Linked DNA regions of Homo sapiens: all the other regions are linked to region 4. Evidence: read pairs that join two places in POLR2A ChIA-PET (ENCODE). Cell type or tissue: MCF 10A. All regions are shown on one strand.

Evidence for each region. Peaks named below come from ENCODE experiments on the same cell type or tissue, not always from the same donor. Only the 100,000 strongest peaks of a DNase experiment are listed, where the experiment ranks them.
Region 1: POLR2A ChIA-PET joins it to region 4 with 22 read pairs; 6 of 35 experiments call an interaction of 5 or more read pairs at or near these places.
Region 2: POLR2A ChIA-PET joins it to region 4 with 22 read pairs; 2 of 35 experiments call an interaction of 5 or more read pairs at or near these places.
Region 3: POLR2A ChIA-PET joins it to region 4 with 13 read pairs; 2 of 35 experiments call an interaction of 5 or more read pairs at or near these places.
Region 5: POLR2A ChIA-PET joins it to region 4 with 32 read pairs; 8 of 35 experiments call an interaction of 5 or more read pairs at or near these places.
Region 6: POLR2A ChIA-PET joins it to region 4 with 10 read pairs; 3 of 35 experiments call an interaction of 5 or more read pairs at or near these places.
Region 7: POLR2A ChIA-PET joins it to region 4 with 16 read pairs; 2 of 35 experiments call an interaction of 5 or more read pairs at or near these places.

What each region holds. Positions count from the first base shown.
Region 1 is chr1:182,195,935-182,199,934 of GRCh38, forward strand. No RefSeq gene overlaps it. Among named protein-coding and RNA genes, the nearest start is that of LINC01344, 120 kb to the right of the region's middle. In MCF 10A, a CTCF peak has its summit at 2,224 (motif pointing left); DNase peaks (open chromatin) are centred at 1,847 and 2,247.
Region 2 is chr1:182,215,331-182,219,330 of GRCh38, forward strand. All of the region lies in intron 2 of LINC01344 (long intergenic non-protein coding RNA 1344), which reads right to left. Among named protein-coding and RNA genes, the nearest start is that of LINC01344, 97 kb to the right of the region's middle. In MCF 10A, no CTCF peak of the experiment used is centred here; no DNase peak of the experiment used is centred here.
Region 3 is chr1:182,184,781-182,188,780 of GRCh38, forward strand. No RefSeq gene overlaps it. Among named protein-coding and RNA genes, the nearest start is that of ZNF648, 130 kb to the left of the region's middle. In MCF 10A, no CTCF peak of the experiment used is centred here; a DNase peak (open chromatin) is centred at 1,771.
Region 4 is chr1:182,288,612-182,292,611 of GRCh38, forward strand. All of the region lies in intron 2 of LINC01344 (long intergenic non-protein coding RNA 1344), which reads right to left. Among named protein-coding and RNA genes, the nearest start is that of LINC01344, 23 kb to the right of the region's middle. RefSeq lists enhancers at 3,115-3,614, 3,293-3,437 and a cis regulatory region at 3,359-3,370. In MCF 10A, no CTCF peak of the experiment used is centred here; a DNase peak (open chromatin) is centred at 1,680.
Region 5 is chr1:182,375,113-182,379,112 of GRCh38, forward strand. It overlaps GLUL (glutamate-ammonia ligase), which reads right to left. Exons shown (of 7, transcript NM_001033044.4): 7 at 2,986-4,000. Among named protein-coding and RNA genes, the nearest start is that of GLUL, 15 kb to the right of the region's middle. In MCF 10A, no CTCF peak of the experiment used is centred here; no DNase peak of the experiment used is centred here.
Region 6 is chr1:182,086,480-182,090,479 of GRCh38, forward strand. No RefSeq gene overlaps it. Among named protein-coding and RNA genes, the nearest start is that of ZNF648, 27 kb to the left of the region's middle. In MCF 10A, no CTCF peak of the experiment used is centred here; a DNase peak (open chromatin) is centred at 1,702.
Region 7 is chr1:182,179,679-182,183,678 of GRCh38, forward strand. It overlaps the pseudogene YPEL5P1. Among named protein-coding and RNA genes, the nearest start is that of ZNF648, 120 kb to the left of the region's middle. In MCF 10A, no CTCF peak of the experiment used is centred here; a DNase peak (open chromatin) is centred at 1,653.

The DNA of each region.
Region 1 (4,000 bases), 93 kb before region 4:
CCTATTGCTGCTGTAACAAATGTAGTGGCTTGAAACAACCTAAATGTATTCTCTTACAGTTCTATAGTTTGGAAGTCCAACATGGATCTCACTGGCTCAAATCAAGGTGTTGCCAGGATGGCATTTCTTTTGGAGGCTTTAGGTTAGAATCTGTTTCGTTGTATTTTTCAGCTTCTAAAGATTGCCCACACTCATTGGGTTATGACCTTCTTCCTCTCTTTTGAAAGCCAGCCAGCAACACTGCATTTCTTATCAATATTGACACCTTACCTACTGAATATTGCTTTGGTTCTAAGATTCAGGGTTTTGTGTTTCTGTGGTTGTTTTATTATATGCATCTCTTCCCAACTGTATGTTCAGAGACATCTCATTGGTAGCTTGAAGTGGCATGGTGGTCTTCAGTATGTAGATATTGGGGTGGGTCATTATTCTAACATACTGCTTGACATGGTCATTTAGTGAGACTTCAGGATCAAAAGGTATGATGTTCTACAGCTTTTAGTATCCCCATCAACCAAAAACCAATTAATTTCTACCTGTTATCAAAGAAGGAATGCTTTAATTGGTCATTGCCAATTTTGTTTTTTAGTTTATTTTTTTCCTAGAATATCACAACAGGGATCCTCTTCTCTTTGATTCATTGATGGATTCCAATATCCTAACAACACATGATAGATGTTCAATAAATATTTGTAGAGTAAATGAATAAGATCTGCCTGAAGCTAAGCCACTATCTTCCTGGTAGGTGATTCCACTAGGCTTTCTCCATCATTTGTATTACAAAATCTTTGTAGGAAAAGAATTAAGCTCCTCTCAATAACTCTTTCTTCTGCAGACTCATAGTAATTTACAAAATACCTATATTATAAGGGTGGCAATTATCTGTTATGGTAATTTATCTTATACATGTGTGACTCTTCCGCTGTAATGGAAGCTCTTAGAAATCAGGGTTGGTGTCTTTGTTTTGTTTTCATGTTTATTTCCTTCTCAAAAGTAATATTTCCTTTATTTTTATTATCTATTCCTATGAATGTGTTACATGGAAAGCTGAAAGAATTGACCTTGCATATGCTTCTTAGCTGGAGTGCAAGCCCCTTTGCAGCAGGTGTGATGGACAAAGCTGTACTCCAAGACTGTGACAGTCCTCAGCCCTGTCAAGATTTCAGGCTCAGCACATGTTCGTTGAAGGAATGGTGTTGGCTTTCCCTTTGAAAACCTTGGAGGGACTTCAGCAAAGGCCAAAAGAGGAAAAGCTGAATTTCCTCCTAAAACATTTCATGGTCCCTGCCTCCCACACATATAGGAGTTTCTAATTTTGGGCTTGGCACCAATCGCCTATCAAAGCAAATTATTCTTTAAAAGGCTTAAGTGGGAAGCCAGCCCAAGGTTTTGTTTTGACAGAATTGTACGTCTGAGTGGGGCTGACCATGTTCTTGGCCTTGGCTGTACTCTCTTGTGACACAGAAATAACCTGAACTCCTCTGATGTAACAAGTTTTGAGAAGTTCTGCTGAATTGATTGACAAATCTTTCCCAGGACAACTTGAGATTCTCAATGTACAACAAGTATATCAACGATGATGATCAAATTAAAGAGCTTTTCTTGGATTTTCCTGTCACTCCTGGCAGAGGTAATATGGAAAACCCAGGCCTTGAGAAAAACATGCTTAGAGCATACTTTGGCTATTTGCTGTAACATTACTTTCCAAATTTTCCGAGAAGCTTTAAGCTGCTAACATAAGCATAAATGCTGCTCTACTGCAGCCACCATGAAATAAACAGCAGGCTGGGACACAAGAGCCGGCACACTCTGAACCAGCTTTCTGGGGAAACTCCCTAGGGACCCAAGGTTGCATAAAATTCAACAGGAAGGCAATCCAACATCGTCCAAATGCTCTTTCCCTACCATAGGGTTCTATCATGTTTGCCAATTCCTGCTTGCAAAATCAATCTATTAATATCATGCATGAAGATGCTTCTCAGAAAGTAGTTTTTATTGGTATAGGAGGCAGCTCCTCCAGGGATAGTTGGAGGTCAGAGTCGTATGTTCCAGAACCCTCTGTCTTTAGGTTGAGGCTAATTGACCAAGACTCCAAGAAACATTTTTTCTAGTCAATCAAGGTCAAAACTTAACGTGCTTGTTTATATTGGGGGAATGTGCATATAATTACATATGTGTTATGTATGTTTATTTAAAAAGCTCCTTGTCCTGAGGGCAGAGGGAATGATGCTGCCTCCTAGTGGGAGACAAATTGAGAGACACAGCCATTTAGAATAGGCTGGAGGAATTGAAGAGGAGCCTCAGATCCTAGGTAAAAATGCAGACTCTACTCTCTGCTGCTTAACGATCTAATTCTATATGAGACACAAGATCTCTTTCTGAAGGTCTATACAGCCTCTCTTGGTAGCCATTCAAACCTACCAATCAACATATTTTTGACAACTTCCTATTTGTTCAAACATGTGCCTGGAATCAAAGAGGACACCAAGTGGCTGGGCATGGTGACTCATGCCTGCAATCCCGGTCACTTCGGGAGGCCAAGATGGGAAAGTTGCTTGAGTTCAGGAGTTTGAGACCAGCCTGAGCAACACAGCAAGACCCTATCTCTATTTTTAAAAAGAAAAGAAAAAAAAGAGGACACCAAGAAAATATTAGGCAGGAATTTTGCCCTCAGAAAATGTATGCATCGTTCAGTAGAAGAGACTGGTTTGTACCTTAAAACAATTTGAGATAAGCAATTCTTCATCTCTATGGTTCAGTTTATGTGTCAATGGCTTAATCTTCTTTTGGACTCCCCTGTCCCCAGGAGCAAGCCCAAACTCCTTAATCTGGCATTCAAAGGTGTTTATAATCTGGTTTCCCACCCACATCCTACTCAACCACATTTCTTGCCATTTCTGTTTTGCGTTCCATATTTCCACCACTCCTGAAACTGGCTTAAGGGTAGGCCCTTCAGGTAAGCCAATTGCTAAGGCTTTCTAACATATGAAATCTAGCAAGTCATAGAGAAGAGAATTGTCAGACAGGGCTTCTTGTGAGATCCTCTAATAAACTGCTAAGGGTGGGAAGTGATATCCCCCAGTGACATGCTTAAGTAACAGTAAAAAAAAAAAAAAAAAAAATCCAAATGGCTTTCTAAGAAGAGTAGATTCACCAGATATCAGAATTTTGTTTGATTGAGTCAGGGACCAAGGAGTTGACTTACTTGGGAAAATAGAGAAGCACAATTGCATATTGTCATCAGAGAGCCCTCTTTATCCACTGTTGTAACATCTAGCTTCTCCTCTAAACAAAATTTACTAAAACTGGTCAAAAGAAGCACCTAATTATTAGCCAGCTGACAGTGGGCTGGCCATGGCTTACTGAACCACCTGTATTCTCTGGATTTCCCACGCTCTGTCTGTGCTTTTGATAGTTTTATCTGGAACCACCCCACTGCTACTCTATATCAAGTTAATCTCAAAATGCAACAAAAGCTATTGCCTCCATTATAAAACACTCCCTGACTTTATGCTACCCTCTGGCCTAACCTGCTCTGTATTAAGTGCTAAGTCTTTGTGTTCCCATTGACTTTGATGTACATCTCTTATCCCAACACTTTATTAAAATAAGCTTTTGGTGTCTGGTCCCTTCGCTAGGCTCCCTGATGGCTATGAGTTGTGTCTTCTTTTTCTATGTACTAAAGCATCCCTCCTAGCTACTGGACCTTTGAGTATATTAGTGCCCTTTTTTAGGATAGGGAAATGGGAGATCATTGAGAATACCTGAGTAGTTGGATTCATAGGAAGAGACCTGGGTTGGGTCCTGGCCAATGGATTGGTAAGATTTGAAGAGGCAAGGGGAGGTCCTTCTTCCAGGAGAGTGATTGTGAGCAAGGGTGTGTGAAAGAAACAGTAAAGGACACAAGCCCACCTATGAGAGGCAAAACATTCTTTCATATACCTAATGAAGATCTAACAAAGTCCATTTTCTTTTGCTCAGTTCTTCCCAGAATGTCAAA
Region 2 (4,000 bases), 73 kb before region 4:
AATGGTATGATATTGGCTCACTGCAACCTCTGCTTCCCGGGTTCAAGCGATTATTGTGCCTCAGCCTCCCAAGCAGCTTGTATTACAGGCATGCGCCATCATACCTGGCTAATTTTTGTATTTTTAACAGAGATGGGGCTTTATCATGTTTGCCAGGCTGGTCTCGAACTCCTGGACTCAAGTGATCCACTCACCTCCACTTCCCCAAGTGCTGGGATTATAGGCATGAGCCACCACGTCTGGCATGAAAGATTTTTGACTACAGAGTGACCCGTTGTGATTTATATTGTAAAAGATGCCTCAGAACCAAGTGTTTCTGGAGAGGTGCCCCCCAGTTAACACAATGAGGCAACCAATCAATCAAAACATCCTTTAAAAATATTTCACAAGTCTAGCTAATAGGAAGAATGCATCCCTCCCATTCACTGGTCATGAATTAAGCTGTAAAATAATTCAATGTAGGTTCCCAGAGAGAGCTGCAAAATTTGCATTCTAACTCCACTGCCAAAATCAGCAAGGCAGGAACAGTCTTTTAGAAGTATCAGGTCCCAATTGTAAGTGGACAGCCCAAGTGCATATGCAGACAGCATGGTTTTATTACACTAACCAGGAAAAAGAGCTAAACACTAACTACAACAAAACAAAAATTATTGTCCTTGCATGGGACAGCCTCCAAGATTTAATTGGTTGATATCCAATAACTCTTTATGGTAGATGAATCATACAATTTCCTGAGAGTTCATTTAAGTCTAATTCATTATAGTGGCCCATGAGGAAGCCATGCTACTTGGAAGTAGACATTCCACACAAGTCTTACAAATGTTTTTCCCAAGCTGTGATGGCTCAACTTGAAATATTCATGCCATTCTAGCCCAGCAAATTTTGGAGTTTTCATTAAGCATAGATCCTAGCGGGTCACCTGTATTTAGAAGAAGCATGACTTCCTTCCTCATCAGATTATTGGTAGGCTCCTTTATTGCTATAACACATGTCCTTCCACCCACTTATCTAGTTTCCCAAGCATATGCATTTGTCTTTAATTAGCAAAATAGAACAGCTTCCTGGAAGTCTAACTTCAACTCTCAAGTCATACCAAAAATCTAGCTGAACTTATTATATTTATTAAGCATTTAGTTAAGAGTCTGAGAAACATGATATCTATCTATACCTCTAAATATTTTAATTTTTATTGTCAGATTAGCCTGGAATACCAAATACCTGTAAACTTGAACCTCATCACCTTACCATCTCAAATAAATGCCTTTACTATATTTATGTTTTTGTGGAGGGGGTTGGCTTTTATCAAAAATTGTCATGAGAATTCAACTTTTTTGTCCACTCTGAGATTGATATAGAGAACCTTATATCACTTAATACCTCCTCCTCTTAGATAATGAGAATTATTCTATATCAATCCTTCTGTCTCTTTTTCTTTCTTCCTTTTTGTTTCTTTTCCCTTTCTTAATCTTTTTCTATGACAACCATAGTCTTGGTCAAGTTTTATATTTAATCCCAGCTACTGCTTTGCCTCTTATGGTGGCTGGAAATTAGTTTTCTCTTTCTTAATTGTACATCCCCATTTAAAATCTTTATTTCATTAATCTGAATGTTTCCAGTTCATGAAAAAAGTCATTTAAAAACAGGATGCAAACAAATTAAACTAAATATGTTTTTCTTATGTTCTGAAGTATTTATCTGCTTTGGATGGATGGTGAGTTGTGAGCACATACCAGCCAACAGAAGGTTAGGATAAAAGATTTGATCTACAACACTAACACAACAAAACAAAAATGATTGTCCTTGGATGGAATAGACTCCAAAATTTAATTGGTTGATATTCAGTAACTCCTTATGGTGGATGAATCCTACCTTTTCCTGAGAGTTCATTTATGACTAATTCCTTCCAGTGACCCATGAGAAAGCCATACTATTTGGAAGCAGACATTCCATTCAAGTCTTACAAACATTGTATGAGTCCAGCTAACGGAATTCAGAATGATTCGGAGAAGCGCTTTTTATTAACCTACTTAAGACAGGCAGTGTTCTCTCTTCTTCATAGATTTACCTTTGAGGACAGGCACTGGTAAGAGCATTGAAAGAGGAGTCAGGTTACACAGGTTCTAATAGCTGGCCTCTAAATAGCTATTGATCATGGGTAAGTTCTTCCACCTTTCTGGGACTCATTTTCCTCATCTGTAGAAAAACTCAGACTAGAGAAATACGAGGCTGCTTCCAGGTCTACCATCTTATGGTTCTCTAACTTATTCTATAAAAGGTATAGAAGAATGGTTCCTGATCTCAAGAAGTTTAGATTTCTTCAAAGGAGGTAAAATAGCAGCCATGTCCCATTTCTGAAGAATCACAAATGTACAAGTAGATCTGCATATTGAAAGTTGAAGTTTATCAGTCAGGGATGGTGGCTCACACCTGTAATCCCAGCACTTTGGGAGGCCAAGGTGGGTGGATCATTTGAGGTCATGAGTTTGAGACCAGCCTGGCAAACACAGTGAAACCCCAACTCTACTAAAAATACAAAAAAAAAAAAAAAAAAAAAAAAAAAAGAAAGAAAGTTGAAGATTATCAATATGACAATGGGTTGAGGTAAAAATATTTTGCCTTTGTTCTTTTTTTCTTTAGGATAGTCTAATATAATTTGAAAAAAAATAAGATTTCATGAATTAATCACCCTCAGCATTTTTAGATTCAAACAAACAAAAAAACTTCTGTTATTCCTCCTACTGGGTGTGAACTTTCTTGCTAGGAGCATTGTGTCCTGTACACATAGGACAAGGAAGGGCAGGACTGGACAAATATTGATCTGAGTGCTAGTTGAGATGAGCTGTAAAAAGGATTACTCAGAATGGAAATATGTAGTTTGAAAAGTGTAAGGGGAACACACTCATACACTGATCATAGAATTTTAACTCCATATAAACTTATGAAAGGAAGGAGAGCAGTAAACAGCAAAAACCTTAAAAATGTGTGTTATGGGCCAGGCGCGGTGGCTCATGCCTGTAACCCCAGCACTTTGGGAGGCCGAGGTGGGCGGATCACCTTACGTCAGGAGTTCAAGACCAGCCTGGTCAACATGGTGAAACCCCGTCTCTACTAAAAATACAAAAATTAGGACTGGGCTGGCAAGATGGAAGAATACGAACAGCTCTGGTATGCAGCTCCCAGTGAGATCAATGCAGAAGGCGGGTGATTTCTGCATTTCCAACTGAGGTACCTGGCTCATCTCATTCGGACTGGTTAGGCAGTGGGTGCAGCCCACGGAAGGCAAAAAGAAGCAAGGTGGGGCATCACCTCACCTGGGAAGTGCAAGGGTTTGGGGAACTCTCTCCCCTAGCCAAGGGAAGCCATGAGGGACTGTGCCCTGAGGAATGGTACATTCCAGCCCAGATACTATGCTTCTCCTATGGTCTTTGCAATCCGCAGACCAGGAGATTCCCTTGGGTGCCTACGCCATCAGGGCCCTGGGTTTCAAGCACAAAACTGGGCAGCTGTTTGGGCAGACACCAAGCTAGCTGCAGGAGTTGTTTTTTTGTTTTTGTTTTTGTTTTTCACACTCCAGTGGCACCTGGAATGCCAGTGAGCACTGTTCACTCCCCTGGAAAGGGGTCTGAAGCCAGGAAGCCAAGTGGTCTAGCTCAGCGGATCCCACTCCCATGGAGCCCAGCAAGCTAAGATCCACTGACTTGAAATTCTCACTGCCAGCACAGCAGTCTAAAGTCGACCTGGGATGCTCCAGTTTGCTGGAGGAAGGGGCGTCCACCATTACTGAGGCTTGAATAGGCGGTTTTCCCCTCACGGTTTAAACAAAGATGCTGGGAAGTTTGAGCTGGGTGGACCCCACTGCAGCTCAGCAAAGTCACTGTAGCCAGACTGCCTCTAGATTCCTCCTTTCTGGACAGGGCATCTTGAAAAAAAAGGCAGCAGCCCCAGTCAGGGGCTTATAGATAAAACCCCCATCTCCCTGGGACAGAGCACCTTGGGGAAG
Region 3 (4,000 bases), 100 kb before region 4:
CAGGAGTTCAAGACCATCCTGGCCAACATGATGAAACCCCCATCTCTACAAAAAATACAAAACCTAGCTGGGGGTGGTGGCATGCACCTGTAGTCCCAGCTACTCAGGAGGGCTGATGTGGGAGGATCATTTGAGCCCAGGAGGTGGAGGTTGCAGTGAGCTGAGATCACATCACTGCACTCCAAATCCTGTCTCAAAAAAAAAAAAAAAAAAAAAAGAAAAGAAAAGAAAAGAAAAGAAAAGAAAATGAGGCTTGAGAGGTTAGATATCTTGTACGAGGTCAACCAGCTGGTAGTGGTAGAACTGAGGTGGGTACCCAGTATCTCTGAGTCCAAACTGTAATGCTTCTCCAAACAGGAATCCTCCAGTAATTAACAATAATTCCCTCCCATGGGGCATCTTGGGATTCCAACAGGAAAGAAGAACCACTGTCAGTTATGAAGCAAGGGATTTATTATAAAATTTAGACCTTACATAATTATGGAAGAAGCAGAGAAAGTGAAGGTGCCACTGGAGAGTTGAAAGATCAGAGCAAGAGTAAGTAACAGTTATGCATGTCCTACTGCAGAAGTGAAACTGCAAAGGCAAGCTCATGGGAAGCCCATGAGAAACTGCCTCCACTGCCAATATATGGCGATAGGCCTGGACTCTCAGACCACTGTTGATCAGTGGGGTCAGGTAGGAAGATAGGTAGAATGTAGAGGAGATGACAGCAAGGACAAACTGGAACCTGCCAGCACCTCTGCATCTGTCGTCATGTCTAATCACAATGACTTTCAGAGGTAATCATGCTGCTTCACTTTAATCTTTCAAATCTCATGCACATTTCTTTTTTGACAACTCCAATCAAGAACCATATCGGTGGGGGGAACTCTGGGAAATATACTTCCAGGTTAATCAAGTTGACATATGCAAACCATCCTGCCTTAGTCTGTGTTGTGCTTTCATAAAAGAATACCTGAGACTGAGTAATGTATAAAGATTAGAAATGTATTGGCTTATGGTTCTGGAAGCTGGGAAGTCCCAGATGGAAAGGCTGGCATTTGGCAAGGGTCTTCTTGCTAAGTCATCTCATAGTGGAAGGCACAGGGGGCTGGGGACCAGGGACCAAACTCACCCTTTTAGAATGAACTCAATCCTGTAGGTTTGTATTAATCAATTCATGAGGGTGGAGCCCTCATGGCCTAATCACCTCTCACTAGACCTCACCTCTCAACACAGTTGCAATGGAGATTAAGTTACCAGCACATGGTTTTTTGGCAGGCACATTTAAACCTTAAATGTGCAAACTTCTTCCCATGTATTATCCTCAAAAGCAGCAGGGCATGTAATCTACTGGAGATTCCATGCATTATCTATGATTCTTAGGGTACAATAATGCTTACAAAATCTAAGTATTAATTGGTTCACTTGTAATTCAATAACTTAGTATGTGGCTGTTATTCATTTACTTTCTTTTTCCTATTTCAGAAGATCAGAGGAGGGCTTACCATTTTAGTGCTGACCATTAGTTTAAATAAAAAAGAAGTTAATTTTAAAAAATTCATTACAGACAGACAAGATGATAAATTTTTCCAGCATCAATGCATAGATAACAATTAATGCTTGACATAGATTCTATTTAAAACAAAATAATGTTTTAAAAAATTCTTCAGTAGTGGTATGCTAAGGATTCCAGCAAAGCCAAACAGCCTTCAGGCATAGGATGAATCATCTAATTTGTTTGTCAAGGCTCATTCAGCTGGAAAGGGCTGTACTTTCATGCAGGGAGAATTTCTAATGGCAGCTTTCTGGTAGCAGGCATCACACCACCGGAATGATATTAGCAGCTCACCACCAAAACCAGTGGGCAAACTCCTTTACAGCTGATTTATGGGTATATTAGTCAGCTCTGGCTGTCATAACAAAATATCACACACTGGATGGCTTCATAGAAATGTTTTCCCCTTAGTTCCGGAAGCTGAAAGTACAAGACTGGGGTCCCAGCATGATCAGGTTCTGACGAGGTCTCTCTTTCTTGCTTGCATATGGCTGCCTTCTTGCTGTGTCCTCCCATGATGGAAAGAGAGAGGTTGGGGTGGGGAGGAGAGAGTGCATGAGCTCTGGTATCTCTTCCTTTTCTTACCAGTGCACTAATCCCAACCCATCATGAAGACCTACCCTCGTGACCTCATCTAAACTTAATTATCTCCCATACCATCACAATGAGCACTGGAGTTAGAGCTCCTACATCTGAATTTGGTGGTGGGACACAATTCAGTCCATAGCAACAGGCATTTCAGACGGACCTGGAACCTTGAAGTTCTCAGGTTTCCTGCCAGCCTGACTGGACCCACAGTCTTTACACTGAACCCATTCTCTTCTGCCTTGGCTCAACATTCATCTCTTATTGGTTTTAATGTCACCAGGCTAAGAAATTCTCCTTCAGCCAAGAGTCTGATTTTTTTTTTTCAACATGAAAATCCCCATGGATATTTAGAGGGAAAAAAAGCAGCCTTCCATGAGTGTATGGCATAAGGCAGAAGGAGGCAGGTGCCCTGAGATGAGCAGATCTGTCCTCCACCTAGGAACACCATTCAATCACTCATTATACAATTATTTTGAGCATCTTCTCTGTACTAAGCACTGTGCTAGATGATGTGGGTACTATGGAGAATAACATAGATGACTCATATCTTGATGCAATGGACTGAATGTTCATGTCCCCCAAAATTCATATGTTGAAATCCTAATCCCCAATATTATGGTATTAGGAGGAGGGGTCTTTGGGAAGTGACTAGGTCATGAGAGTAGAGCCCTCATGAATGGGATTAGTACCTTATAAAAGACACCCCAGAGACTCTCTTACTCTCCTTCCAACAGGAGAGGATACAGTGAAAAGATGGAAAGTGTGCAACCTGGAAGAGAACCCTTGCCAGAACCTGACCATGACCACTCCAGCACCCTGATCTCAGACTTTTCAGCCTTCACAACTGTGGGAAATAAGTTTCTGCTGTTTATAAGCCACCTAGTCTATGGTACATTTGTTAGAGCTGTGCAAACTGACTAAGACACTGCACAATGCCAATTTCAGATACTCTGTCACATTTTCCAGGCTAATAAATTCTTGTCTGTTACAATTTTGTCTGCCATTGTGACTTTGGAGAAGAGAGTGACATATTTATTTCTCTATATTTTCTCCTTTCACATTCTCTCATCCTCATCCTACTATAGGCCTCTGTGGCTTCATCTAAGTAAATTAGAGAGCAGGGACCTATGCTTTATCGCCAGTTCCCTAAAACTATTTTCTTGTCATTGGCTTTTGGAAAGGCAAGACTGAAAGCAGCAATGTCCTCCTGTGGTAAAAACTGGTCACAATGTCTTACTGCCCGGAACCAGGAGATACCTCTCTCAAGTCTTTCACAGGCTCAGATTTTAAGTCTCGTTGGCAGTCTCTCCCTCTTCCTCTCCCTCTCCCTCCCTCTGCCCCTCTCTCTTTTGAGATGGAGTCTGGCTCTGTCTCCCAAGCTGGAGTGCAGTGGTGCAATCATGGCTCACTGCAGCCTGGACCTTTTGGGCTCAAGTGATCCTTCTGCTTCAGCTGCTTGAGTAGTTGGGACTACAGGCATGCACCACCATGCCTGGCTAATATTTTTTGTAGAGAGGAGGGCTCACTATGTTTCCCAGGCTGGTCTCAAACTCCTGGGCTCAAGTGATTTTCCCACCTTGGCTTCCCAAAGTGCTGGGATTACAGGCATGAGCCACTGTGCTCAGCCTGCTATCTCTCTCACTTAAAGAAACAAACAAACAAACAAACAAAAATAGAGATGGTGATGTGGATTCAGGTGGGACAGAGATCTGAAATCACCTCAGAACCAGCAATTGCTCTGATCAGAGTGACCCTACACTGACCCCTTTTCACTCAGACATTTCCAAACTCCAGCTTCTTGGAGGCAGTGGTTGGTGTAATTGGTTCTTTACTGGGATTCTAGCACAGGGGTATTCAATCTTTTGGCTTCCC
Region 4 (4,000 bases):
CTCTTGAGTATTGAACATGGGTTACAATGATATGTAGCTAATGCTTGAAGTGATAAAAGGAATGAAGTGGGAGGATTTAAGGGAGGGTGAAGGCATTTAAGGTCAATCCTGGAGAAGTTGGTGGGACTGTTTCTGGATTTCCTGTGGAGAAATGGGCTCCCACCCACTCTGCCCCCATCCTAGCACAGTTGCCACCAGGATGGGCCTCAGGAGAACCTGTTGAAGACAGGTGTTTCCAGAAAGGGTCAGTAGGAGGCCACCCACTCTTCTGCTAAGTGAACTTAGTCCAGATCAGAACATGTACTGCTCAGAGCTATGTGGTATAAAGGTTGGGCAAATATGCACTTTCACAGTGCTGAGGGCAAAGACCAAGAAGACTGGGACATGACCAGAAAGAAAGGTTATCACATGCTAAAAGCAAAGAGAAAAGGCAACAACAGTCACCTTTCATCTCATTAAGTGTATTTTCTAAAAAAATGTCACTTTGGAAGAAATTCCAAGTAGGAAAGTAGTTGGTCGGCCCAGGGAAGGTGTTGGTTGATTGTTAGCTTTTGATTGGTCCAAGATCCAGGAGGTTTTATGAGCAAAGAGCTCACAATCTCAACCCCCATGTCCTGATTACACTAGGCTCTCCCTGGAGGTTCTCTCTGGCTGGGATTTTAGACTTGAGAGGTGTAGAGAGAGCTAGGAACCATGGCAGTAGGGTAGAAAAAGCCCAGGCTTTGGAGCAAGCAGCCTAAGTTGGAACCATGACTTCAATCCTTATCATCAGGGTGACCTTGTTAAGATTACGTAAACTCCATGAGTCTCAGTGTTGTCATCTATAAATTGGAGATGATACTTACCTCAAAGGATTGAATGAAAGCGTATTTACAAAAAACTACCAATAGCTACTCAGCAAGTGCTCCGTCACCTCCTGCTTCCTCCTGCCCACCTTACTTTTGAGAGCCACCCTTGAGTAGGCAAGATAACCCATTATCATGGCTTCCTCCAACTCCTTCCAAATTAGAAACATTGTCCAGACTGACAATGATCTCAGCATTTTCTCTGTGATCCATCAGTAGGTAGGATTCTACCATTATGTCACCAAGCTATTGTACCCTGGGTATTGCATGCTCCAATCATTGGGTATAAGCTGGCCTGCCTTTGTAACTCTCAGCTGTTTACGTAGTTCTCTGGGAAAATACTACCTTTCTAGGAGCCATCAGAGGTAGTGCAAGCTTGATGTGGTTCCTGATCTTCTGTCCACCCTAAATCCCTAGTATAAAGGTCCTCAGTTTAAAGACATACACCCATACCAACACACACACACACACACACACACACACACACACACACACACACACACACAGAGTGATATGGCTAGGCAGCTGCTGCTGGTCAACATTAGTGAGATTTCCCTCTTGTGCTGTTGTAAACCACCAGCCATAGCTATTGTCCTGTCTTTTCTGGTCTCTCTCTCTCTCTCTCTGGCATATGAGTAATTCCTCATTTGCTCTTTTTTCCCTGAAGTTCATGCCCTCAGGCACCGCAGGCAACCTGGATAAATTTAGCTCTTCTCAGGGCCTTTTCCTGACTTTGTTCCATGACTGTTGAAGGTTTGGCTGCTCCCCAGAGAGAGCTTTGGCCTGGCTTCCCTCCCTTGGAGGTCTCATTTGGTTCTGGTGTCTGCTATGCCACTTGCATAATTGGTCATGAATCACTTCAGGTTACGGTATGTACTTTGAGAATCAATCAGTTTGTGCTCTTGGAAGCTGAAATCCTTCATTCCAGCTTCGCATCCCTTGGATCTCCTTCCCTGTGTTTTCCCTTGCCCTAAACAGCCTGTGGCTACTGCTCATAGCTGTCATGCTTACTCCCCATTAGGGCTAAGCGGGAAATGATTGGTTGGTGACTAATAAAGCCTCTTCCACTCTCTTCTCCAGGAGCAGGGCCTCAGATCCCATGAGCAGGATCCAGTACAGTGAGGATGTTCATTTAAAGTTTACTAGTTTGAATGGTTGTAGCTGAATATAAGAGAGGCTGGAGTCAAACTCCCTCTTTAAGCAATTAAATGAAAGAGAACTGCATGAAAAGGCCATTATGTGTTTAGACATGATCATCTTCAAGGATCCAAAGTAAGAATCATGGATCATGCTCAAGCTTTTATCATTTTAGTTACTATTTTCTCTCTTCAATATAGGCCATTGATAAATTATCCAATCAGCAAGCATTTATTGATCACCAGCTTTGTGCTAGTAGCTATGGGCATTTCAGAAGTGAACAGCATCATTCCCAGTCACTTATGGGGGGAAAAAAGGTATTTTTTTAAACAGTGAATTACAAAGGAGAGATAAGTGATACAGGAAATGAGAGCTATTTTAGGGGATGTGGGTGACACCTTTAAAGGACCTGACATGGACTCTGCTTTCCTGGGGCTTGCAAACTACATGGGGAGATTGAACTGACCCACATGAAATGAGACAAGAACCAGGGCCAAACAGGAACATTCTGAGGAGGCTTTACGGAGGCAGTAGGTTTATACGAGACCTTGAAAGGTGGGAAGGATTTGAATGGATACAGAAAGGAAAGAACTTACCAGGATGAAAGAACAGCATGAACAAAGGCCAGAAGAGAAGACTGGCACAAGTTTCACATATGTGTATGTTTTGGGGAGTGCCTGTAAAAAGCTGGTCTTACTCCAGCAGGAAATACATATGGAGGGGGGCAGAAAAACAGGCTGAGGATGGTCAGCATCCAGGGCCTTGAGGGCTAGGCATGACCCAGTCAACTTACTAGCAACAGACCCCCAACTGCAGGAGCAGGCTCCTGTTGGGAAGGGGAGACACTGACCTTGTTCCTTGTAGGAACCACTATGAATGGCCTCTTCCCAGTCCCCATATTCACCTCCACCCCAGTTAGCTGCCCTTGCTATGGAAAACCACATTAAAAAGAGTCGTGAAACCAAAGTGATCTACTCCAGGCCAGTGAGGCAGTCTCTGCACATGCCCCACTGGGAGGGTCTCTCTCAGTGCCTGGGGCTGCAGACACTTGTGTGTGGAGTCCACTACTTGTTGGTAGTCGGGGCCACCACAGGCTATGGCTTCAAGAGGCAGTGAGATAAACAGCTGTGCCCTGGATAGAAAAGTACCCAGACACTACTGCTTGATTATTTTCCTGGCATGCAACTGGGACCAGTGGCCCAGGTGTCACTGCTGCCACCCTGGCTGATCCACAGAAAGAAGGGTCAGATCTATTTTAAGGATCTGTTTGCCCAGTCACATGGAGAAACTGCTACTTTAAAAACAGCTATTTACCAGGAAAGTAAAGGCCCCTGCAAAATAAAAGGTTAGTATACTATCCCTAGTAACTCTTTAAACCAAAGCAAACATCCAGGCAGGCCATGTTTGCACTGCACCGTTCTTGCTTTCTGCCCTTGGTCACTTGATTCCCAAGGTTCTTGGTTGATTTCTTCCTCGGAGTTAAGCTGAGAAAGAGCAACTGGTAATATCAAAGCACAGGGGTCTCTAGAGAGCAAGGGAGTTATAAACACACAGCAGTTGTATTGTTACTTGAAGAGTTTGTTACTATTGCTCTATTGTTACTTTGGTTGGTTTGTTTTAGGAGAGTGAAGGAGTCTGATCAGGCAAAATCTGAAAGAATCTGGAAGATCTAAGACCCTTCAGCAGAAATGCGCCTTCTACCTTGTATTAGTCCGTTTTCACGCTGCTGATAAAGACATACCTGAGACTGGGAAGAAAAAGAGGTTTAATGGACTTACACAGTTCCACATGACTGGGGAGCCCTCATAATCATGGCAGAGGGCAAGGAGGAGCAAGTCATGTCTTTCACAGATGATGGCAGGCAAAGAGAGAGAGCTTGTGCAAGGAAACGCCCATTTTTAAAACCATCAGATCTTGTGAGACTTACTCACTATCACGAGAAGAACACCATGGGAAAGACCCGCCCCCAAGATTTAATTACCTCCCACCGGGTGCCTCCCATGACACGTGGGAATTAT
Region 5 (4,000 bases), 87 kb after region 4:
CCTCAGCCTCCCAAAGTGCTGGGATTACAGGTGTGAGCTACCACACCCAGCCATTTTTTTTTTCGAGGCACAGTCTCACTCTATTGCCCAGACTGTAGTACAGTGGTGGGATTACAGCTCACTGAAGCCTCCATCTCCCAGGCTGAAGCCATTCTCCTGCCTCAGCCTCCTAAGTAGCTGGGACTACCATACTCGGCCCATTTTTAATTTTTGTAGAGATGGGGTCTCACTATGTTGCCCACGCTGGTCTCAAACTCCTGGGCCTAAGTGATCCTCTCACCTTGGCCTCCCAAAGTGCTTGGATTACAGACATGAACTGCCACACCCAGCCAAGAAGATATTATTAAAGGACTTATGATATTAAAGGAATCAAAGGAAACCAAAACCTTTCTCCCTAGGATAACACTTTAACTTTGACTATTTTCTCAGGGCCAAACTGCTCATTGTGGTAATTTAAAGATAGTTCCACAAATTCTTTGATACCTCTTCCTTCAAGAAATGGAGCTTTCCCTTCCCCTTGAATATGGACGAAATTTAGTGATTCACTTTTAGCAAATGAAGTATGGTAAAAGTAATGGGATGTCCCTTCCAAGATTAGCTTATAAAGGAACTGAGGCTTCTCTCTCTCATTTTCTTCTTTGGATCACTCACTCCGGAAAAAGACATGGCATGGGCAGCGCTATGAAGAGGCCCACATGGCAAGGAACTGAACCCAGTCAGATCTTCAGAGACTGCAGCCCTCACAGTCTGGCTGCAACCTGCTAAGAAACCTCAATGCAAAAGCACTCGGCTAAGTCACTCCCAGATTCCTGATCCTTCAAAATTGTATAAGATAATAAATATTTCTTATTTTAAGCTGCTACATTTTGGGGTAATTTGTTATGCAGCAACAGATAGTACACTTGTGATGCTTTTATTTATTTATTTATTTATTTATTTATTTATTTATTTTTGAGGTGGAGTTTCACTCTTGTTGCCCAGGCTGGAGTGCAATGGCGTGATCTTGGGTCACTGCAACCTCACCTCCCAGGTTCAAGCGATTCTCCTGCCTCAGCCTCCTGAGTAGCTGGGATTACAGGCATGCGCCACCACACCTGGCTAATTTTGTAGTTTTAGTAGACACAGGGTTTCTCCATGTTGGCTAGGCTGGTCTCGAACTCCCGACCTCAGGTGATCTGCCTGCCTCGGCCTCCCAAAATGCTGGGATTACAGGTGTGAGCCACCACACCCAGCCGATGCTTTTAAATGATATATAAACCCTCAGGGTTAGAAAGTGCTGGGCTGAGTTACCTGAGGATGATGGTTATATAGCTTTAGGACTCCTAAAGCACAGAAGCCAGAGCCCTGGAACAGAGAGAAATGGTTCTTCCTAACCTGAAATAAATGTATGCTAAATCATTTTATGATTAAATATTCCTATCACTACTAATATAAAATGCTGCCTCATATGCCCCTCCCTACCCCTCCATGACACCCAAATGCTGTGTTAAAATATGGCCAGGCATGTTGGCTCACACCTGTAATCCCAGCATTTTGGGAGGCTGAGGTGAGCAGATCACCTGAGGTCAGGAGATCAAGACCAGCCTGGCCAACATGGTAAAACCCCGTCTCTACTAAAAATGCAAAAATTAGCTGAGTGTGATGGTGCATACCTGTAATCCCAGCTACTTGGAAAGCTAAGGCAGGAGAATCCCTTGAACCCAGGAGGCAGAGATTACAGTGAGCCGAGATCACGACACTGCACTGCAGCCTGGGCGACAGAGCAATACTCTGTCTCAAAACAAAACAAAACAGCTTGTTCATCTTTTTCCAACTTCTCCAACACTGAATTCAGCTGTGAACCTTGATGACAAATAACCAGTCATAAGTTGGAGGAGCTCTTTTACCCTCTAAGGTAGCACATTTAACCAAAAACTGCTTAACTTCAATATTGGGTGTGATGGTTCACAGCATAAAATTCCAAATTTGGAAGGAATTTTGGGGATGTCATAGCTTATCTCAGGCTGATTTTGTAAAGAATGGTGTCAATTCCTGGAGGAGTGAATCACTTAATGACACAGATAATCTAAGTATATTCCCAACCATCCTCTTCCAAGAGAAGGGAAGAACCTGGAAACTCAGCAGCTTCCAGGACATAGCATTTCAGATGACCACCCCAAAGGCCCTGCATTTGGCATCAGGAAGAGGAGGATATTTCTGAACTAAGTAATTTGGAATTTACTGCAGGAGTGAGGCAGCTCATACACAAACCTTTAATACCTATGATTAATACTATGATTAATAGGCCTCACACCCCAGCCTTCTACCTACTTTCTTTAGCCAGTGACATAGTAGTGACCTTTCTCTGATAATGTAAACAACAAACATTTATTGAAGGCTTCCTTGGCTAAGTGCTATGCCATAGCAGTATTTATATAAAAATGTTAATAGATTGGTAGTTTCTGGATCTTAGGCCCACCTAGGAATGAGCCTGGTGGTAGATTGTTTGAAGAGATGGATCCTCTCTTGCAAAGGAAGCTCTGGAAAAGTGCATTCTCTTACTGTACTGTCTCTCTAAATTTAGCTAATTAGATCACAGGTTCCTTCCCAGAGTCCAGGCAAGTGTTCACTTCTTCCAAAAAACGAAAAAAGGAATCCTTTTCCCTCTCCTCCCACAATGTGATACTACATTTCATTCTGTAGCCTTATTTAAACAGTTACCAAAACAGCTCACAAAATCATTTGAGAATAAACTGGGATACATAGCAATGGGCCCAGGAGTCCCCTTCCTTTTGGTGCTGCCAGTGACAACCTTTAGCTATAAAAGGAGGGTCATAAAGGAGACTTGACCATTCACTTGACCACCCCTCATTCATATGCTTTCCCCAACACACCAAACTAGTGCCTATTTGACCCCCATTTCATTTGATTATTAATTTTTTCACATCTTAAATGCTGATTCAATTTACTGTCAATAGAGGAGTAAAACAGAGTCACAGAGAAGGAGTTATTCTAAACCTTTATTGAAAGGCAAATGCAGAAAGCCTTCAACACAGAGGATAGATTTAGTGACTGAGGGCCCACTGGAGTTTAACTAATAGATCTGCTGACTACGCCGTACAGTGGAGGAAACACGCTGCAATCTCAAGACAATGCAGGTAACTCAATCTGAAATCCATCAAAAAGAGGACAACTTGCTCAGGTACAAGGCCCCTGAAAAGTAACTCATCAAATGACAATAGGAACTGTGTGGACACTCCCTCTGTAACATGCACTAGGATATCACTCTCCTATATTAGAGGAGCTCCAAGCAGTGTATCATGCTCAAATATTTATTAATTGACAGTGTCCGACAACCTCCTGTCCATAAAGCATGGCAGAGTGGGTAATTAATTGGAAAGAGTTGGCAGTAGAACTTTAAGAACAATTATACCTTCTACATCTTACCACTCCCCATTCCTAGTGACAACTTTCTCATCTCGGCGAATTCTCTTGTGTACTGTTTCTGGAACATATATTACTAAATTCCTGTCTCCTTTACAAAATGCTGTATCTTGGGCAAAAGACATATGTATTGTGCTTGTATTGTGTATCTAATGTGTACATATATGCATATTCTCACAAATATGGTATACATTTATATTATGCATGTGTATGGACATATATCTGCATATTGTAAAATGAAATAGAATTTTTTTTTTCTTGAGATGGAGTCACACTCTGTTGCCTAGGCTGGAGTGCAATGGTGCAAGCTTGGCTCACTGCAACCTCCGGCTCTTGGGCTCAAGCGATTCTCCTGCCTCAGCCTGCCACTCGGCAGGGTGGGATTACAGGTGCTCACCACCAAGCCCGGCTAATTTTTGTATTTTTAGTAGAGATGGGGTTTCACCATGGTGGCCAGGCTGGTCTCAAACTCCTGACCTTAAGTGATCTGCCCACTTTGGCCTCCTACAGTGATGGGATTACAGGCTTGAGCCACCATGCCCGGCCTGAAGTAGAATTTTTTTAAATGAACGGTCGG
Region 6 (4,000 bases), 200 kb before region 4:
TTTCCCATCTACACTCTGCCAGAAAGTCCTTCCTCTCCTGACCCCGCCATCCAAACCCTATGTGTTTCAGGAAATCATTTTTCAGATGCTACCTGGGGACTCCTGCAGCTGCTGTGCATTTTCTTGGAATCTCTCATGGAACCATGCATGATGACTGTTTCTACATCTCTGCATGGGAAGGAACTCAGGGATAGAGGGCACCCCGTTCCATCCCCATCCCAGCCCCTAGTGCAGGGGAAGAGAGCCGTGGATGTTAACTATTGTGAGTACATGACGGGAAGGAGAAGGTGGTGGCGCCTCAGGGTTGACAGGAAGGGACAGGAAGGTTTCATCATGGAGGCAGGAAGGGGGCCGGGCCCTGAAGGATGGATTCCATTTCTAGGTGAAAGTCACCAGCATGTTATCAGAGCGTCCTTCTTAAGTAGAGTCAGAGCTGCGCTATTTTGAGTGGAATGAAGGTGGTCTGTGGGTTGGAAAGGCCAGTCATGATCCCCAGTCCATTTTGTGGGTGCCCCTGGTTGATCCCTAAGACAACTTCCTGGAGTGTGTGCATTGACCACAGATGTCAGGGCCTGGGCTTCTCTCCTGAACCCAGTTCACACCAAAAAAGGACATGAAGGACAAGGACCAAGAGAGGGCTGGAGGCAGAAGTGCTCTCAGAGCGGACACAGGGTCCCACCCCAATCCTTGTGCCTGAAGCAGAGTTGCAGTGTGGCCGCTACTGGCACCAGTACAGCAAAGCAACACCCTAAAATCAAAGCGGGAACAGCAGGAGATGGAGCCCGTGTCTTTGAGGACCTCAGAGGCAGAACTTCTGGTTGGGGCCTGAGGACTTTTGCACTCTCCTGAGCACCCTTGCCTTTTCTTGCCACCGCAAGGGAGATGTTATCTTCAGACTCTGGGGCTATTGCAAGCTGCTGCTCTTCCATGAAAAGCTTGGGGCCTTTGCTCAGTGAAGTCAGGATGTTTTGAGATTACAGGGAGGGTGGAGGAAACAGGAGGGCCCACAGGGTGGGTGAAAAACCTCATTCTCCGCCCTCTCAGCTCCACCCTGCATGCACTACCAGCATTCTCAAGGCTTCCTTCTCAGTTTGTGTAAGACAAGGAAAGCCTGAACCAGGGATTCCCCTCTCAGCCACCCCAGCTGCAGCCCCTGAGGGTGGGTGTGCATGCAAGGGACAGGGTGGGGAGCCACAAGCTCATCTTCCACCCCTCCACAGCTCATCTGGCCTTGCCTCTATTGCTTGGGGAAAATGGCACCTTGAGGACAGAGTATGCCTTGCTTTCTCCTAGGAGAATGTTCTCTTTCTGTACTCGCTGATGGAGCTCTAGCTAAAAAAAGTATATTTCCCTGCCTTTTCTTTCTTCCTCCTTGAGGGCCTCTCTGTAGACTTTATCAGGCCACACTGATGAGCTCAGAACAGAAAAGTTATGGCTATATGGGAGCAGGCTCCTCCCTCATAGCTCCTGGTCAGATCTGGACATCTGGGGCAGCCGCGGATCAGAGCCCCAGGCTGGCCCTGGACCAGACCCCTGCTCCTCTGTCCCAGGCTGGCCCACTGCCTCCATGAGTCACTAAGGTAACCAGGAGGGCAACCACAGGGGAAAACAACCACCCTTATTGCCCCAGGTGGCAGTCCCAGCCCAGGGCAAAACTGGGGCATTACTTCAACTGTACCAAAGTCAGGCCTGTGCCTGGGGCTGCAGGAGGCGGCTGCAAAGAGGCTGGGCGGGGCAGCAGGAAGCCCTGTGGAACTTGCGTGTGTCCTGACTTGCCATTTCTGATGTCAGCACCTTCAGATGCCCTTTCATGGGGTAGGAACTGGGAAGGGCAGAGGTAGTAACATCTGAACAAAGCTGGGTGAATTCCCACGGAAGACGGAGCATCGAGTCGTCAATGCCTTTTGGTAAACAAGTCGCAGCTCTTCCGTCTTGGCTCATCCTCATGGGCACATCCCAGTGGTGTTCCCTGCCCACCTCTGCACCCACATTTTAAGGTGTGTAATCTGCCTCCAGCTCTGTCCTCCCCACCTCAGAGCCTTAGGATCTCTGGCTCTGACATTCAGTGCAATGTGTGCCGCCTGGTAGGCGCTCAGCGTTTTGAGTGAAAGAATAAATGTTTAGGTTTCCAGCAGCACCCCGTGCTGCTGGGATCACAGAGTGGCTGCTAAACCCAGGGTGTTGATTTGAGTGCCCAATGGGTGCTCCTCCGAAAGTAAGGGAAGTGACCCTGTGGAGCTGTGGCAGAGGTCGCATCCCCTGAGTTGCTGACCTTGCAGAGAAGCACAGGGTGCTCCTGCCTGTGGGTTGGGTGAAGCACCGTGTATATCTTTATCTCTGCTTGGGGGCCTGTTTCCTCCCCTTGACTTGTGCCTCCTCAATAGCAAGCCCGAGTCTCATTTAAGCTTTGAATTCTAGCACAGAGCTGGGCCCATCCATTAGATGAAGTGTGTTTACAAGTCTGTTCCGGAGTCGGTGGTGCTCCTGCTGCTTCACCTGGGCTCAGGACACCGAATACAAGATGCGGTTTCAGGATCTGGAATCCGCAGAGCCAGTGGGCTCCATAACCTGGGTCTGGGTGCCATGGCTAGCATCGTTGGCTGTAAGGAAGCTGTTCTGGCAGTTCTTGATGGCCGCTTCCCTAGCATCTCTGTGACAGGAGCCCTGAGAGAGGTCCTCTTCCTCCCTTTCCTTAACATCTGCCCTAGAGCTCGGCTGAGCTTCCCTGGGCCCTTGCAGCCCTGGTAGGCCTTTAGCACACAGAGTCAATATTTGTAAGATGCTCTGATGAGTGGCAGGAAGGGAATATACATTCTGTTTTATAGAAGGCAAGAGAAATATCAGAGGGAAAAAGTAAGCTTGCTCTTCATATTTGACCCCCACAGTGCCTGGAATGTGTGAGACGGATCCTGCCCTTTCCTTCACCAAGCCACCTAGCAGAACCCATGCCATCCAGGGCATCTGCGAGAGAAACACCTCTCCCAGCCTCCCCTGAGCAGCCCACTAGCGCTGTGGATTCCAGATCCTGAAACTGCATCTTGCACTCGGTGTCCTGAGCCCAGCTGAAGTGGCAGGAGCACCACTGACTCCAGAACAGACTTGTAAAGAAAGAAGGTATCTCCCAAGTCAGCCACAGAGGCTCATGGTTTCCTGCTCCATCTAGTCCTGGGTGTTTGCTTAAATGGGCACTGGCTGACATGACTGAAACCTCATGCATCCATCACACATTCACCCTCAACAAAGACACAGCCCCTCCTTTAAGGCCTGTGCTCCCTGTACATACACAGTGCCCTGCAGCACAGAGAAACCACATGAATGGCCTTCTTGGCTCAAGGAGTCAGGGAGTAGGGGCCTGCTGAGCATGACCATGTCCAGAGAGTGGGGACCCCAAGAACTGTAACAGCCCATTGGACAGATGTGGGCAGGAATGGGGACAAAATCACCCACAGTCTCAGACCCCAAATGAGGTGTGAATATGAAATCCATGAAAACCTCATGTGGAGGCCAAAAGACTAACTAGATTCCCATCTCATCTCTCCAGGCCAGAAGCCTATTATCCAATCCTTCCTCTCATTGCAAGCCCCAGAAGTAACAGCAATTACAAAATAAAGAAAAATAAGAACTTGTCAGCTCCAATTTTGGGGTTTGAATGTGGTCTCTGGGGAATGATCAGACGGTGGAAGCAGCTGTGGGCAGGGACTCCTCATGCAGCGATGACTACTCACTAACCCAGGGCATGCATTCGAGGTAAACCCTGTGGGATTCAGGGCTTGTCCTGCATCTCACAGTTGAGCGGGCAAGAGCCACCTCTGCCCAAGTGAGGCTTTGTCCCGCACGTCATCTGTATGACCTTGCTCTAGGCTGCTCAGGGACGGTAAGATTTTTGTTCTTGAGGACTGGAGCAGGTGATGGCCCAAGTGCAATGAGTTCTGTGGGCATCAATGCTCAAAATAAACACTAATGCACTACAGTCCCTCCCACTTGAGAGGCCCCTACCTGT
Region 7 (4,000 bases), 110 kb before region 4:
ATTAGCTGGGCGCGGTAGTGTGCGTCTGTAATCCAAGCTACTTGGGAGGCTGAGGCAGGAGAATCGCTTGAGCCCAGGAGGTGGAGGTTGCGGTGAGCTGAGATTGCACCACTGCACTCCAGCCTGAGTGACAGAGCAAGATTCCATGTCAGAAAAAAAAAGAGAGAAAAATATGAAAATATGCTTTTTTGCGCGTTACTCTTTCTGACTACTGAAACATAAACTAGCATTTACTGCATTGTGATGCTCTGCCAGACAAACTTTCCTCATCTATAAAACTCGGTTCATTTCATAGATGAGAAAGCTGAGATTCATGGAGTTTAACTACCTGCTATAGATTATACAAGCACAATCAGTCCAGAATTTAAGTTCCTGTCTCATGGATATACTTTGAACTTTCTCATCTTGATGGTATGACTTCTTACGCTTGAAATATATTACCCTTTTTTTCTATGAAAATTATTATTTCTCTAAAGTCAAAATGCATTAACCATATTAAATATGGGCTCTTTCTTCTCAAGCGCCTGTCAGATTGTGAAGGGAACAATCCAATGCTCCTTTTTTCTTTCCTTAGGGGCAGAGGTTTTTGGCACCGTTTGTATCTCCAGTGTCCTGATTCACTTCTGTGAAGAGCAAAGGCAACTGATGGATCAATGCTTGGAGCAAAATGCAGAGAATCACTTCTTTGGAAGTGATTAGCATCTGACATTCTAAAAATGGATGAGCAGAGGGATTAGCCTTTATGCAACTGGGACCCTGAAAAGCAAGTATTAGGTTGGTGCAAAAGTAATTGTAGTTTTACCATTAATTTCAATGGCAAAACTGCAGATGCTTTTGCACCAACCTATATATACATGAGCATACATAGACATTGAGGAATGTATATCACTACACAAAGCCACCAACAGCCATGTTTGTTGGAGGAAGGATCGCCAAGGATCTTTTCTGTGTCCTCTTGGGAGATACAGGAGTGGTAGAAACAGGCCCCTACATGGTGAACACACTTAACCGGTGGCATTCTGACCCTCTCACTGCCCTACCATGGCTTTCAGGCTAATTTATTGATTCTCAGTGCCTCAATTTTCTATTTTAGTGACAGAAACAGTATTGTTTATGTGCTAAACTGACTCCCTATTTACTAGCCCCGTGATTTTGAACAATTTGCTTTATTTTTCTGTGTCTCATTTTCTCATCTGTAAAATGTAGCTGCCATGACACTGATCCAACATGGTTATGATAAGGATTTAATGAACTAAGATGGGTAAAGCTCATGAATGCTGCCTGGTATATAGCAAGGGCTCAATAAATATCTTCAGTTATAGGACAATTGTACATACATACATACATATATATATACACATATATAGATATGTGTGTGTGTGTACCTATATATTTTTCTCAAATGTGACAGAACTGCTTGGTTGTCCTTTTCCATGTAACAAACATAGTAATATAAATAAAGTAATAGTTGGGAAAAAACAATCTTACAATAGTCCCATAAAGTACTGAGCCACAGAGAAGTTAAATATAATGCCCATGTTTATAGAATTCGGAATGATTGCACAGATTACACAATACTTCTTTATTTTCCTGTCCAGATCTGATAGCTTTAGGTGAAGTGGGGAGAATGAGTCATAACTGGCAGGTATCGGAGGGGGGCTAATATCTCTGGCTGCTTTGCCTTAAACACATGATTTATTCCACCCAGCAGTGGCTGAGCTGAGCCTTGAAAACAAGTTTGCCTGGTTATATCCATGCTCACTCTGCTGCTCAGCCTTCTTAGTGCCACATACGGTCAGGAACCCTCCCTCAACAGTGAGATGTTTGTGGGTTTGCTGGTTGACACTGGAAAGGAGAGTGTGGTGACAAAATGAGCTAAGGTGAGAGCAGGGTGTTTCAAAAGCAAATACTGCCTTCTTTACAAGCTTGCCAACTCTCAGAGGAAAGACTGTGATTCTGTCTTTGTGGACCATGGAAGTTCCCTGCACCTTTGTCTATTACAGGACTGTCTTGTCTTACTTATCTGAATGCCCCTAGTGCCCAGCCCAGAGCCTGGTGAATGGTCAGTGTTCCATAACTGTTGAATGGCACTAGATACCAACCATCTTAGCCCTGGAAAGAGCTTGAGTGATCTAAGTTGGAGGGAAGCTCAGAAATAATAACACCTGAACTCCTGCTGGATACAGGAATCTCCTCGCATTATAAATCAAAGAGTGTAGTGGTTTAGAGCATAGGATCTGGAAACAGACTTTCCTGGGTTTAAGTCTCAGCTCCATCATCCCAAATCCTGTAAATATGGGCAGTTTATTTAACTTCTCTGTGCCTCAATACTTTATAGGGATATTGTAAGATTTTTTTCCCAACTATTATTTTATTTATATTACTATGCTTGTTACAAAGAAAAAGACAACAAAGCAGTTCTTCCCCATTTCACAAAAAGTTTCCAATCAACACCAATTACATGGTGATAAATAACTGGAATGGTGACACCTTTGGGTCAAGACTGGCAAGGAAAATGCTATGGTTCATCTCCAACAAGAATATGGCACATTGGCCGGCACAGGTAATGCCAAAACTGAGTCCTTAGTGCTCGGCCCAGATTTGGATCTCTTCTCTGAAGGTAGCAAATCAGGTAAAATAATTGGGTTTTTAAAAAATAAGTTTAAAATGAAGCTCAAGTTAAAAACCCATGCTCTTGACATATTTCCTTTCAAATTTTATATAAAACACACTTTTCCACTCTAATAGCCCAGATTTTTTCTTTACACAGCCCATCACATGGTTGCAGACAGACTCTTCTGCCTTAAGATGTAAACATAGGGAAAAATTGATGACATCTGCATAATACTCTTTCCACACTCTGCTATTACATGGAAAATACAAAACTTTTTTTAAAAAAAGAAAGAAAGGTTCCATCTTAGATTCTCACAACCTCTTGTTCCACAGTTTATGAACCTGACTCTGATACTAAGTTGGCAGTGTGTGTAAGCAGATTTTTGTTTTCAGTGAAGGAAACCTGGAAAAAGATGGATTGAGCTCATTTTCTTCCAAGAGTTATTGAATGGTACATGCTCCTCAAAGCCCTCATTCTCTCTAACTAGAGCACATTTCAGAATCACACAGCCTTCCTTATAATGCTGGCTGTCTTCAGTGGCAAACTCACAGATCCATCCCAGTTGGCTGTTGCGGTTTTTGTAGCTCACACCTTGAACCATGTGGCAGCCAGTGAGCATGATCCGATCTTGAACTTCACCATACTGTAGGTTAACTACTTTGTGACAAAGAAACGCCCTGCTAGTGGTGCCTGTGCACCTAGTAGAGATGAGCTGAGTTCTGAGCCATTGGTCAGGATTATATCACAGTTTGCACGAGAAAACAAATGGGTACTGCCAATATAATCAAGGAAAATTCTGCCCATTTTTGGAGCTGAAATTTTAAAAACCTGCATAGGTGAGTAGAATAAAGGGGTTGCAAGAACACACCAACCCTCCCTACAGCAAGTGAAAGGTAGGACGCAACCCACAGTGGACATAACTGGGCTGGCCTGGGCTTCCCTTGATGCTGGGTTGTGATACTGTAAGATTTTAATAAGATAATATATTTAGCTTATTTAAAACAATGCCTGGTACATAGGAAGTGCTCAATAAATGCTGACCTCCTCCTCTTCCTCTTTCTTCTTCCTCCTCTTTTTCTTCCTTTTCTTTTCTCCTCCTCATCACTCCCTTCCTCTTCTTCTTCATCTGGCTTCTCCTTGGAAATCCTCAATGACAGAGATACACTGAGGCAAACCTACCTTCTCTTTATTTCCATTCATTGATGTCCAACCTGTCTTCCCATGAAGGCTTTCAGACAGCCAAAGATAGCTATTAGTACGTCCAGAACCTTCTGTAAAGTCACACATCTACACTTCTCTCTAATCATGTTTTCTCATTCCATGTGATATCCAGATTTTTTTCCATTTGTTTAAAGCCTTTTCATTGCCTATGGGTGATGCCTTAGT